Regions from separate parts of the Homo sapiens genome. Here region 2 is linked to region 1. Evidence: chromatin contacts called from ENCODE Hi-C or POLR2A ChIA-PET data. All regions are on one chromosome and are shown on one strand. The core of a region is the stretch at or near the end of the contact, and the rest is flanking DNA. Distances in the headings are between cores, read along the strand shown. Region 1 overlaps TRMO (tRNA methyltransferase O). Region 2 overlaps NANS (N-acetylneuraminate synthase).

The links. Hi-C counts contacts between places; a loop is a spot of excess contacts on that map. ChIA-PET counts read pairs that join two places held with the same protein, here RNA polymerase II (POLR2A). Pooled maps may share reads with other maps.
Region 2: a pooled map shows a loop between it and region 1 (3-fold over the local background). The contact joins two enhancer-like sites. A Hi-C loop is called at or near these places in 5 of 50 pooled maps. POLR2A ChIA-PET finds 5 or more read pairs at or near these places in 3 of 52 experiments (CD4-positive, alpha-beta T cell, activated CD8-positive, alpha-beta memory T cell and naive thymus-derived CD4-positive, alpha-beta T cell).

Annotation. Positions count from the first base shown.
Region 1 is chr9:97,904,539-97,911,113 of GRCh38, reverse strand. It overlaps TRMO (tRNA methyltransferase O), which reads left to right. Exons shown (of 5, transcript NM_016481.5): 4 at 498-1,154; 5 at 6,122-6,575. The coding sequence ends at 6,381. Among named protein-coding and RNA genes, the nearest start is that of TRMO, 15 kb to the left of the region's middle. Within about 2 kb of position 4,438, at least 16 of the 41 ENCODE cell types and tissues checked have a DNase peak (open chromatin) inside an H3K27ac peak, as active enhancers do.
Region 2 is chr9:98,068,994-98,076,264 of GRCh38, reverse strand. All of the region lies in intron 2 of NANS (N-acetylneuraminate synthase), which reads right to left. It also overlaps a transcript of TRIM14 not described here. Among named protein-coding and RNA genes, the nearest start is that of NANS, 16 kb to the right of the region's middle. RefSeq lists enhancers at 826-1,632, 4,093-4,593. Within about 2 kb of position 3,089, at least 2 of the 41 ENCODE cell types and tissues checked have a DNase peak (open chromatin) inside an H3K27ac peak, as active enhancers do.

The DNA of each region.
Region 1 (6,575 bases), core at 3,189-5,688:
TTGGATCTGTTTGCCACAGTAAGAACCTTCATTGGTCCCACAGAGATATACTGAGGACTACTATATCCCTGGAACAGAAGCACCAGTGATACAAAGATGAGTTGGTCCCAGCCTGTGTTAAGGGGCCTGCCTGCGTCTAGGGATGAAGACTCTAAGCAGGTCACTACCCTACCGTGGGGAAAGCGCTCTAGCAGAGGTTTGTGCACAGGCTTCTCTATGGGGACTGTAGGAAAGAATGCTTTTGTCTGGAGGAGCCAGAAAGGCTTTGTAAAAGGTGTGCTTTTGAGGGCCTCAAAGAGCAAGTAGGAGTTTGATAGGTAGAGAAGAGGATGGGCTACCAGGTAGCAAGAAGGGTGTGTGTTGGTACTAGGTCTGTGTGAGAGAATTATGAGTAAGTGCAGTGAGGCGTAAGCAGACAGTGTTAGAGGATTCTGGGGCGTGACTGTATTCTCCAAGTGTTTGCACTGTTCTTCATTTTTCACGTTTTTATGTCATAGGTGGAGCTATATACCTTTCTGGAATTGACATGATACATGGCACACCCGTACTAGACATCAAGCCCTACATAGCTGAGTATGACTCACCGCAAAATGTGATGGAGCCTTTAGCAGACTTTAATTTACAGAATAACCAACATACACCAAACACTGTGTCCCAGTCTGACAGCAAGACTGACAGCTGTGACCAGCGACAGCTCTCAGGGTGTGATGAGCCACAACCCCACCATAGCACTAAGAGGAAACCTAAATGTCCTGAAGACAGAACTTCAGAAGAAAACTACCTGACACACAGTGACACAGCCAGAATTCAGCAAGCATTTCCTATGCACAGGGAGATAGCAGTGGATTTTGGTTTGGAATCAAGACGTGATCAGAGTTCCAGCGTGGCAGAAGAACAAATTGGCCCATATTGCCCAGAGAAGAGCTTTTCAGAGAAAGGTACAGACAAGAAGCTAGAAAGAGTGGAAGGAGCAGCAGTCTTGCAAGGAAGCAGGGCAGAGACACAGCCCATGGCCCCTCACTGCCCTGCTGGAAGGGCTGATGGAGCTCCCCGCAGCGTGGTTCCTGCCTGGGTGACAGAGGCTCCTGTGGCCACTTTAGAAGTGCGGTTTACTCCTCATGCCGAGATGGACCTTGGGCAGCTCAGTTCACAAGGTATCTTCAGTTTCTTCATTCTGAATGAGAGATGAACTTTTACTTTGAGATTTAGCCAAGTTTGGTATTTGTGAAGGCAGGTATGTGGAGTGTTTGTCAGTATGACTGGTTTTTAGGAAACAGGTATAAAATAATATTTTTGCAGTACCATCATGTGATGACTTTTGTTGGACAACTGTGTGGTCAGCACAGTTAGTTCCAGGCTGTCAGTAAAGCATTGGCAGAGAGTGGCTGCTGCCTCACAAGGTGGCCTATGACTTACAGCCCCTTGTCTACTTGCTACAGTAGTTCTTAGAGTCTTCAAATATCATTCAGAAGCTAAATTGTGCTTGTTCTATACTTATGTACATAAAGTTTTCTTATTTGTTTTACTGTCTGACTTGAGAAATGTTGCATTGTATTCTGACTGTCAGGTAGTCGATAGCTCAGCCTCTGGCACAGAGGACTCTAGGAGCCCAGAGTCACAGGGGAAGAGTCTCTTAGCACAGAACTTGCCCCAACAAAGTCCCACTGCTAGAGGCATACACTTTGCTGCAGAAGAGAGGCCACAGGGCTCTTACATGGAGCCTGCTTACTTTAACACATGGTTCTTAACAAATGTTATCTGGTTTCCCCAGCCCACAGCAGATCCCAAGCAGTAGCCTAGGATGAAGGAAGGGGCTGTTAAGATGTGGATACAGCGATACCAGTAAGAAGTAACTAATTTCAGGCTGGGCACGGTGGCTCACTCCTGTAATCCCAGCACTTTGGGAGGCTGAGGTGGGTGGATCACTTGAGGTCCGGAGTTCAAGACCAGCCTGGCCAACATGATGAAACCCTATCTCTATTAAAAATCCAAAAAGCCAGTTTTGGTGGCAGGTGCCTGTAATTTCAGCTACTCAGGAGGCTGAGGCAGGAGAATTGCTTGAACCTAGGAGGCAGAGGTTACAGTGAGCCGAGATGTTGCCACTGTACTCCAGCCTGGGTGACAGAGTGAGACTCCATCAAAAAGAAGAAGCTGGTTGCCAAGGAGATGTCAGATTGCAAAAAGCTGTTCTTTGTGTTACAACTCAGTAAGGAGCCAGCATAACCATATAAAGAGGGAAGTTCATTTATTCATTCTACAGTTGTTTACTGAGCTTCTGCTAGGTACCAGACATTGGTCTAGGTTCTTGGAATACATCAGTGAACAAAACAGATATAAAAAACCCCTGCTGTCATGGAGCTTGCATTCTAATGGGGAGGAGAGAGACAAATTAAAAGTATAATAAGCAATCAAGTTATTAGACCAAACATATTCAACATTATATAATATTAGAAGGTGATAAGAGTTACTGAAAAATTTAAGAATACAGCAGGCTTGGAGTGTTGTTACTATTTTATTTTATTTTTGAGACAGGGTCTCACTCTGTCACCCAGACTGGAGTGCAGTGGCAAGAACATGGCTTACTGCAGCCTCAGCCTTCCGGGCTCAAGCAGTCCTCCCACCTCAGCCTTCTGTGTAGCTGGGACTACAGGTGTGCACCACAACACCTGGCTAATATTTTGATTTTTTTTTTTTTTTTTTTTGAGACGGAGTCTCGCTCTGTCGCCCAGGCTGGAGTGCAATGGCTCGATCTCGGCTCACTGCAAGCTCCGCCTCCCGGGTTCACACCATTCACCTGCCTCCGCCTCCCGAGTAGCTGGGACTACAGGCGCCCGCCACCACACCCAGCTAATTTTTTGTATTTTTAGTAGAGACTGAGTTTCACCGTGTTAGGCAGGATGGTCTCGATCTCCTGACCTTGTGATTCCCCCGCCTTGGCCTCCCAAAGTGTCCAGATTACAGGTGTGAGCCACCGTGCCCAACCTATTTTGAATTTTTAAAGAGACGGGGTCTCATTTTGTTGCCCAGACTTGTCTTGAACTCTTGGGGGTCAGGGGATCCTCTGTCTCAGCCTCCCAAAGTGCAGGGATTACAGGTGTGAGCCACTGCACCTAGCCTGTTGCAATTTTAAATAGGTGGCCCCAGTGGGCCTCACTGAGAAAGACACATATGAGCAAAGGTCAAAGAGGTGAAGACATGAGCCAGCCTGTCCAGAGAAAGGACATGCTGGCCTGAGGGACAGCCAGTGCACAGCCGCAAAGTGGAGGGTGCATGGCACGTTTGAGGTCATGTGGTCAGAGTGGACTGAGGAGGGCTGAGCGGAAGGATATGAGGTCAAAGAGGCACTAGAAAAGGGACGAGGTCACCTAAGGGTTTTATAGGCCATTGTAAGGACTTGAGTTTTGATCTTGGGAGAAGTAAAAGGCAGAGGAACTTGATGTCCGTATCCCCAGAGAGCAGGGGACCATCTCTGGGGTCAGATCACTACCTGTGTGATTTCTGGGATGTCACACCTCAGTGACATGCAAAGGCAAGCTGGAGTTCCTTATTGAGACAATGAAGACTTTCATTCTATATCCAGAAAATAAAGGCTTACACAACCAAAGATACTAGATTTTCCCCTGCTTTACTAGCAGGGAGAGAATGAAGAGGCTAGGGGGGTATTTGGCTTTGATAATCCAACCTGAAGGAGGTTTTTCTGATGGGAAAAAGAAGTCTAAAAGTTGGGACTGGAGATACATGCCAACTGACTCTGAGATTTCCCCATTTCTTCCTGTCAGAGCCACAGCCAGCCCACACTGTTGCCTTTTGCAAAGGAAAAGCCACCCCTTCCTCTGGGTGGAGGCAGCCACCTGCCAGGGCCCAGGAACTGGTTTTAGCCCCAACATGCAAACTTCAGCCAAGTGCCGTATGCAGGGCACCCCCTGCACTTCTGGACACGGCAGTCTCGTGGTCATGAGTGGTGATGCCACTTGAGGGTTGTGCTTCTCTTTGGCTCCTAAGGCTTTACTTTTAAACAAAGCTTTTGATTTTAAAATTGATCTTTTTATTTTTAAAAGTTTTGTTGATAGAAATCATTACATCACTGTATACAGTTGATGGGAGGAGGCTGGTCAGTTGTAAAAGGATTTTATGGTGGAACAAAACAGTCCTGCCTTCTAGACACTTTATGCTTACCACTTGTCCTGTGGTTATTGTCTAATGCAAACTACTATGGAAAGTTTTGTTTTTCTTTCTTTTCTTTTTTCTTTCTTTCTTTTTTTTTTTTTTTTTGAGACGGAGTCTTACTCTGTCACCCAGGCTGGAGTGTAGTGACGCGATCTCGGCTCACCGCAACCGCCTCCTCCCGGGTTCAAGCGATTCTCCTCCCTCAGCCTCCTGAGTAGCTGGGATTACAGGCGTGAGCCACCACACCCAGCCTGGAAAGTTTTGTTTTTTAAACTGCAGTGCAGTATGTGTCAGATGTTTGAAATATGCCTTACTGATTAAAAAAATGATTAAAATGAGAAATTACGCAGTGTAACTACAAAACAGGAACTGATTGATAGCAAACAGCAAAATTCAGAGCTGTTGCAGAAATAAGAAGTGACTTCAGGAAGTTCTGAGTCTAGAAGAGGTTAAAGGTGTTGAAATGGGAGGAAGTTTGGTGCTGGAGTAAAGGTCTGGGCAGAGTGCTGTGGGCACTCTGAGAGGAGAATCCTGACTTGTGTCTGGGAGGGAGTGTGGAAGGAAACAGTGCTTGAGCTGAGCCTGGCAGGATGAGTAGGCAGGGAATTGGGGGAAGGCACCCATGCCAGATAAACGGCCAAGCAGAGGCCTGGAGCCTCTCCCAGAAACGCCGTCACAGGGGAGTGTGATGAGCTCTCCTCATTTTTGAGTGGCCTTCAGAGCCATTTTCTATGAGCCATGCAGTAAAGGAACCTTATTGCCATATAATTGATTTTTTTTTTTTTTTTTGAGATACAGTCTCTTTCTGTCACCCAGGCTGGAGTGCAGTGGTGCAATCTTGGCTCACTGCAACCTCCACCTCCCGGGTTCAAGTGATCCTCCTGCCTCCTGAGTAGCTAGAATTACAGGCGTGCGCCACCATACCTGGCTAATTTTTTTGTGTGTGTGTATTTTTAGTAGAGATGGCGTTTCACCATGTTGGTCAGGCTGGTCTCAAATTTCTGACCTTGTGAGCCTCCTGCCTTGGCCTCCCAAAGTGCTGGGATTACAGGTGTGAGCCACCGTGCCCAGCCCATATAATTGATTTTTGACTAAAAATTGTACTTCATGGCTTTATTTACCCAACCTGCTTATTAGATATGGCCCACAGTGATTTTTGGCTGCTTGTAGAAATCAAATCCACTCCAAGAGGGATAAAGATCCACTGCCACCACAGATGATATTTTGAGCAGGGACAGTGTTTTTAAGATCTGTACCTTCCTGGAAGGGGCATTTGGATGTATGTGATGTTGTAGTTATGAAAAACTAGGTCACAGTTACTTTCTAAATTTATGTTTTATACATACCATATTAAAAATAAAATACATTAAAAATCCTACAAACATAGGAAGTTTTGCTGTTTCTTAGGGACACAGATGTGAGAGAGTCCCAAAGCAAAGGGATGTTACTGGTAACTGCGGGTCTGTGATACTAGCTTTCTGGTGCAGCCTCTCTCGCCTGTAGCTGGTGTTCTGGGTGTGTGTGGGTTTAGTTCTCTTTCTTGTGGCTTTCTGAGGATGCTGGGACTGTCATGCATTTCCTTGTCTCTGTTCTGAGAAGAAAATGACAAGGAATTAAAGTCTACATTGAGTATAGAAAAGTGACATTTTGGATATCAGAAAAGTGACATCTTGGCTGACAGAAAATGAAAGCTCACCTGTCTTAGGAGACTAAGGAAAAATACTACCATGATTTTTCTGTCCAGTAAAACAAAAATTTGGGGGTGTACAAGTTAAACCTAATGATAATAAACACCTCTTGACGGTGACAGTCTCCGTAATGATCAAATAGTTTTCCAAACCCTGTCCATGTCAAGTGATCTTTAAGGAACCAACCAGATTCCATATTGAAGTTTGTTGTAATTAAATTCAACCTGCATGATAGTGCTCATTAAGTTGTGTTTTTTTCATTGCAGATGTTGGTCAGGCGTCATTTAAATATTTTCAGTCAGCAGAGGAAGCAAAGCGTGCCATTGAGGCTGTGCTGTCAGCGGATCCTCGGTCTGTGTACCGCCGGAAGCTTTGCCAGGACCGCCTTTTCTACTTTACTGTAGACATAGCGCATGTCACTTGCTGGTTTGGTGATGGCTTTGCAGAGGTGCTGAGGATCAAGCCGGCTTCTGAGCCTGTTCATATGACTGGCCCTGTGGGGTCCTTGGTGTCTCTAGGGTCTTAAGGAGCCTCCCTCATGTCTTTAAGGTAGCATCATTGATCTTTGGATGTGGCTTTTGGATTTTCTGAACAAGCTAATGTTGTGTCGAGAAGCAACACTTTGTGATCTCATGGCTTTGATTGATTTGGGCTGTTCAAAATGTTTATTTGAAAAACGTATACATTAATAAACTTAACAAAGAGATATAAAATACAGAG
Region 2 (7,271 bases), core at 1,840-4,339, 170 kb before region 1:
AAAACATGAATAGCCTCAAAGGCTTTCCCTTCTACTCGGCCAAACGAGCAGGAAAAGGGGCTATTTCAATTCTTGGCGAAAGGGGGAAAATGGAGCATTTTTTTGCCCAGCCTCTACATAAGGATCCATGGCTGGCAGGGCCCATTCAACCCGAGCCCTTTCAGGCCTCAAAGCACGCTGCCTACTTAAAAGTGAACCTCAGTCACTTTTTTCAGATATAACGTCACTGCTTGAGGTTACCTATTTAGTGCTCTTCAACATCCTTCTCTAGTATTCATCAACAAGACTCAGGAAATTGGTAAATGTCAGCAAATGCTTGCTGAAGGAATCAGTGGATCACAAGTTATAAGAGTAAAATCTCAGTTTGCTGTCAAATTATAAGAACTCAAAAACTTTTTATTATCATTTCTTTCCAGCTTCAGTAAGGTGTAATTGATATACTAAAAACTGCACATAATGTAATTTGGTGAGTTGGGACTTAAGTATACACTACTGCTACCATCAGCACAAGAGTAATAAACATACACATCACCTTCAAAAGTTTTCTTGAGTCCCTTTGTTTTGTTTTGAAGTTGGAAATCAAAAGTCGAAAAAATCAATGTCTCTGAATGGTGACTCAGAAATAAGTTAGGGCTTAGTGAGTTGCTCACACTTGATCACATGGGCACAAATCTTTCCCTCTCCCAGGGAAGTTGCTGAAATGAAATGCAAACTCTGATTGGTCTAGGACCGACGGACCGACGGACCAACCAACCTACCTCCCTTCCTGTCTCCTTCCCTCCCTCCCTTCCTTCCTCCCTCCCTCCCTTTCCTCCCTTTCCTTCCTCCCTTTCCTTCCCTCCCTCTCTCCCTTTCCTTCCTCCCTCCCTCCCACCGTTTCCTTCCTTTCCTCCCTTCCTTCACCTTTCTCACTGCTCTTCCTCTGCTTTATTTTTAACTCTTCTCTTTTCCCCTTCCATCTTTTTCTTTTCTTTTGTGGTAGAGACGGGGTCTTGCTATGTTGCCCAGACTGGTCTCAAACTCCTGGGGTCAAGCAATCCTCCTGCCTCAGTCTCCCAAGTAGCTGGGACCACAAGCACGTGCCACCACATGTGGCTAATTTTTTTTTTTTTTTAATTTGCTGTGGAGATGGGGTCTTGCTATGTTGCCCGGGCTGTTCTCAAACTCCTGACCTCAAGCAGTTGTCCCACCCTGGCCTCCCACAGTGCTGGGGTTGCAAGCTTCAGCTGCCATGCCCAGTACCTTCCATACCTTTCCACCTCACTCCTTCCTGTTTGTGTCTCATAACACTGCTAACTAGCCCTAAGACAGAACTGAAAAAACATCAGTTTTAAATATATTTTTTCAATAAAATCTAATTTTCCTACCCTTCTCACTTCATTTGGCAGATGAAGAGAGTGCTTTCTGTTTAAAGAAGGAACCTTCCACTGAGTTTTCTTTTGTATAATGTTCATCTTGTGGGAGTGTGGTGTGGCCCACCAGGGCATAAACAGAAGCAGAAACCCCCCCAAGAGAGGGGCAGAGCGATCGGGGCAAGGAGGGGGGACAAGTGCAGAAAAACACCTTGTGAAAGCTTACCTACAGAGGCTGTAAAATCTGCATGGAATTCTGTAATTTTCAAGTAAAGAAAAAGGCCAATTCCTGCTGGAAAGGGAAGGGGCGCCTCATTTTGCCGCCTCCTGGGGAGCCAGCGCCACCCAGTGGACATTTAGAAAACTGCCACTCAGAGCCATCGGGCAAAGGGAATCTGAGTAATCTGGAAGATCCTAACTTTCAGCCCTAAGACAGTATCGCTGTGCCTAGGGGCTACTACAGGCTGGGTCAGCAACTGGTGACCCCTTTCTCTTCAGGGACTCCTTGACTTCCCCTAGCCTGCCGACCGTGCTATCGGGTTCCCTCTATCTGGGGTTCCATGCAGCCCGGCAGCCTCAGCACTCCTCTCTCCCTCCTGCCCCATAGCACAAAGTCTGTGGGAGTCTGAAGGGAGCTCAGGCATGTACAACTCTCCTCGGGCTCCCAGCTGAGTTCAACATGCAGAAATGGGTCCCATGGATAGCCTCGTTTGGGAGAAACACTACCCTGCCTTAATGCCTTCTTAGAGGGTCCCAGTAAATCAACTTAGCTGAGTTCCAAACCCAGTGTTTCCCAAACTTATTCGACTCAGAACTTTATTAATTCTGGCCAGGCATGGTAGCCCATGCCTGTAATCCCAGCACTTTGGGAGGCCAAGGCAGGAGGATCATTTTAGCCCAGGAGTTTGACACCAGCCTAGGCAACATGGCGAAATCCCGTTTCTACAAAACATATAAAAATTAGCCGGGTGTGTGGTGTGTGCCTGCAGTCCCAGCTACTCAGGAGGCTGAAGTGGGAGGATTGCTTGAACCCAGGAGGTTGAGGCTGCACTGAGCTGAGGTCGTGTCACTGCACTCCAGCCTGGGTGACAAAACAAAAAATAAACCAAAAAACCCTTTATTGATTCTAAATCAATTAATGAATGAGGGTGGACAACACGTGCCCACAGAACCCCATTTCTGTACTGTGTCCTGTGGGACACTCTGGGAACTGCTGATCTGAGTCAGGGGTAAGGAAAGAGAGGAGTGGAGCTGAGATTTTTCTAAAGTCCCTTCCTCTCCCCTCAGGTTTTGGATCCTTCAGGATTGGAAAAAAAAAAAAAGAAGCCCAGGCCAGGCGCGGTGGCTCACGCCTGTAATCCCAGCACTTTGGGAGGCCGTGGCGGGCAGATCACGAGGTCAGGAGTTTGACACCAGCCTGGCCAACATGGTGAAACCCCGCCTCTACTAAAAATACAAAAATTAGCCCGGCGTGTTGGTGTGTGTCTGTAATCCCAGCTACTCGGGAGGCTAAGGCAGGACAATTACTTGAACCTGGGAGGTGGAGGTTGCAGTGAGCCAAGAGCATGCCATTGCACTCCAGCCTGGGTGACAGAGCAAGACTCCGTCTCAAAAAAAAAAAAAAAAAAAAAAAAAAAAAAAGCCCATGGTGATGAGCTGGGGAGAACAGGGAGTCAGGGGAAGGGTGTAGCCACAAATAGGCTGGGCCAGCCTCAGGGCAGCAGCCTGTCAGAGGGCACCGTGCCTAGGACAGAGGCAGGTGCTGGAGGGAAGGGCGGCTTTGCTGGGATGGCCACTGTGTGTGAGGAGAGCATGTCCCTCAGGAGTCACCTTTTTGGTCATGGCTTCCATTTGCCTTCTCAATAGAACTTTCCTTTTAGACTAAAGACATTCTGCTGTTTCACCTGAGTTCCACAGCCTTGGTGCAACTTTCAACCAGAAGCCCTGACGGTTTTCTTGGCCTTAATAAAATTCTGCCACACCTTAACCTTTCCTCAGCACACAGAGAACGCCCTAGAACAGCATACAGTGTGGAGAAAATATGCATTCAATAAATGCCTGTTTCTATAAGGAAGTTAGGGTAGGTAAACACTGGGAGCCACTTGCTAGGTAAATACAGAACAAGGAACCAATCTACCTCCAACAGTTTGACAGAGGGCAAGGTAAATTAACTCTCGTAAAGGCTCTTAAAGAATGCACTTTCCTGCCGGGCACGGTGGCTCCCGCCTATAATCCCAGCACTTTGGGAGGCCGAGGTGGGTGGATCATGAGGTCAGGAGTTCAAGACCACCCTGGCCAACATGGTGAAACTCTGTCTCTACTAAAAATACAAAAATTAGCTGGGCATGGTAGCGGGCACCTGTAGTCCCAGCTACTCGGGAGGCTGAGGCAGAGAACTGCTTGAACCCGTGAGGTGGAGGTTGCAGTGAGCAGAGATTGCGCAACTGCACTCCAGCTTGGGCGACACAGCGAGACTCCGTCTCAAAAAAAAAAAAAAAATGCACTTTCCCTCACTGCCTGTGCCCTAGGTCAGGCAGGGGACTAGCTGGGGACAAAAGGCATTCCTCATCCAGAGGAACCTACCTGCCCAAATAGGCTGAGGCAGAAAAACTCCAAAGGGTTCTGAGTCACAGAACAGCCATCGCTGGGTGAGTGTAGACCTGGCCCTGTGCTGGCACCCCACGGGTTTAGCTCCCTGAATCCTCCAGATAGCCCCAGGAGCATCTTAACAATCCTGTTTTTACAGACGGGGGCCACTGCGGCTCCAAGGTTACATGAGGAGCCCAAGCCACACAGAGTGTGAGCACCAGGAGCTGAGCTCAGAGAGCCTGACTCTAAAACACCCATCACAGACACCAAGCAAATGGGCTGCCTGGGGAGCAGAGGGAAGGAAAACCAAGGAGGAAGCCCCGCTGCAAACACCAGACTCCTCCCTATCACCCAACTGCTCCGGGTTCTCAACCGATGCCACCTGCAGGGCACGGCCTAAAGAAGTGACTCCGCCTTGGCAGCCTCACGGGCAAGGAGGCACCTTTCTCCTAGGTCAGATCCAGGAGCTCAGGGAGCTTGCATTTCCAGGAAACGTGGACGGAAGCAGAAAAGTCCCCAATCCAGGTGCAAGTCACCTTGATGACATCTTCCCTGGTTCTGCGCTGACTCAGGACATCAGAATAGAGAGAACCACTGGATGGTAGCTTGGTCACACACGGAAAATGAAATGGTGGCCCAGGCAGGGAAGGGGCTCACCAAGGTCACACTGAGAGTTAAGGACAAAGCCAGGACAAGTACCCAGATGTCCCAGCCTGCAAGTACCCAGATGTCCTAGCCCTTAGCCCAGGTTGCTTTCCTTAATTGTAACTGATATTCACTGAATACTGATTGTGTACTATGCTTTATATTAACGATCACATTTAATCTTCACTTTCCCTCCCAGATGGGTTCTGCTAGGAAGCCCACTTTACAACTGAAGAAAACAGGCACAAAAAGGTTAAATAACCTCCACATGGATATACCAAAAATAACAGGCAGAGCCATATTCAAACTTAAAATCTGACCCTAGAGTCCATTCACTTGGCCACTGGGCCATATAGCCCGGGTATGGGCCACACAGCAGGGTGTGTACCACAGAGCTGGGGTGTGCATCATACAGTCGGGGGTATGTACCATACAGCTGAGGTGTGTACCATACAGTCGTGCCATCATATAGCCAGGTACACACCACACAGCTGGGGTATGTGTATACAGCATTCAGCATGGAGTCCCAAATGTTTTCATCTTCAAATTCTTAAAAATTACTAAGGAGGCCAAGTGCAGTGGCTCACACCTGTAATCCTAGCACTTTGGGAGGCCGAGGTGGGAGACTGTTTGAGGCCCAGAGTTTAAGACCAGCCTGGGCAACATAGGGAGACCCCATCTCTACAAAAAAATTTAGAAATTAGCTGGTTGTGGTGGCATGGACCTGTAGTCCCAGCTACTAAGAAGGCTGAGGTGGGAGGATCGCTTGAGCCTGGGCCGTCAAGGCTGCGGTGAGCTATGAGCTATGATTGTGCTGCTACTCTCCAGCCTGGGCAACAGAGTGAGACCCTGTCTCAAAAAAAAAAAAAAATTACTAAAGAGTCTGCAGATCTTTTTTATTTTTATTTTTTGATGTGGTTTTATTTATTCGTATTTGCTGAATTAAAAATTAAAATTGTGACCAGGCGCGATGGCTCATGCCTGTAATCCCAGCACTTTGGGAGGACAAGGTGGGCGGATCACCTGAGGTCGGGAGTTTGAGACCAGCCTGGCCAAATGGTAAAACCTCATCTCTACTAAAAATACAAAAATTAGTCGGGTGTGGTGGCGGGTACCTATAATCCTAGCTACTCAGGAGGCTGAGGCACAAGAATCTCTTGAACCCAGGAGGCAGAAGTTGCAGTGAGCCAAGATCACGCCATTGCACTCCGGCCTGGCCAACAGAGTGAAATAAATAAATAAAATAAAAATTTAAAATGAAAGCTGGGCACGGTGGCTCACACCTGCAATCCCAGCACTTTGGGAGGCTGAGGCAGGCAGATCACCTGAGGTCAGGAGTTCAAGACCAGCCTGGTCAACATGGTGAAACCCCGTCTCTACTAAAAATACAAAAATTAGCTGGGCATGGTGGCATACACCTGTAGTCCCAGCTACTTGGGAGGCTGAAGCAGGAGAACTGCTTGAACCTGGGAGGCGAAGGTTACAGTGAGCCACAATCGTGCCACTGCACTCCAGCCTGCGTGACAGCAAGACTCTGTCTCAAAAAATAAAATATAAAATAAAATAGAGGAATCTTTTCTTAATTTTAAACTTTGAATTTTGAGATAATGGTAGATTCAGGTGCAACTGTAAGAAAGAACACAGAGAGATACTATATACTCTTCCCCCAGTTTCCCCCAATGGTAATGTCTTGTAAAACTATAGTACAATACCACAACTGGGTGAATGACATTGACAAAGTCAACCAATCTTATTCAGATTTCACCATTTCTACAAGTATTCATTTCTGTGTGCCTATATTTAATTATATGCAATTTTACCCCATGCACAGACTCATGTGAGCACTGCCACGGTCACCATACAGAAGGTACCATGATGCCACTGCTACAAGGATCTTTCATGTCACCCCTTTATAACCACATCCCCTTCCCCTTACTAACCTTTGGCAACTACTCATCTGTTCTCCACTGTCATAATTCTGTTATTTCCAGAATGTCATGGAAGCAGAATCGTACAGTATGTTCCCTTCTGCATATGCTGCTTTCTCACTCAGCATCATTTCCTTGAGATGCATCCAGGCTGCTGCACGCATCAATAGTTCATTCCTGGCTGGGCGCGGTGGCTCACGCCTGTAATCCCAGCGCTTTGGGAGGCCGATGTGGGTGGATCACAAGGTCAGGAGTTTGAGACTAGCCTGGCCAAGATGGTGAAACCCCATCTCTGCAAAAAATACAAAAATTAGCCGGGCACCATGGCATGTGCCTGTAATCCCTGCTACTCAGGAGGCTGAGGAAGGAGAATCACTTGAACCCGGGCAGCGGAGGTTGCAGTGAGCCGAGATCACACCACTGCACTCCAGCCTGGGCAATAGAGTGAGACTCCGTTTCAAAAAAAAAAAGAAAAATAGTTCATTCCTTTTGATTGCTGAGTAGTACTCTACGGTATGCATGTACTACAGTTTGTTTCACCATTCACCCACTAAAGAACATTTTGCTTGTTCTAGTTTTGAGCTACTAAGAATAAAAGTTGTAATGACACTCACATACAGGTTTTTGTATGAATGTTAAGTTTTCATTTCTTTGGGGATAAATTACCAAATGACAACTGGTGGGTCATATGATAAACACATTATCTAGCTTTATAAGAAACTCCCAGTCTATGTTAAGTGGTTGAATTATACAGTAT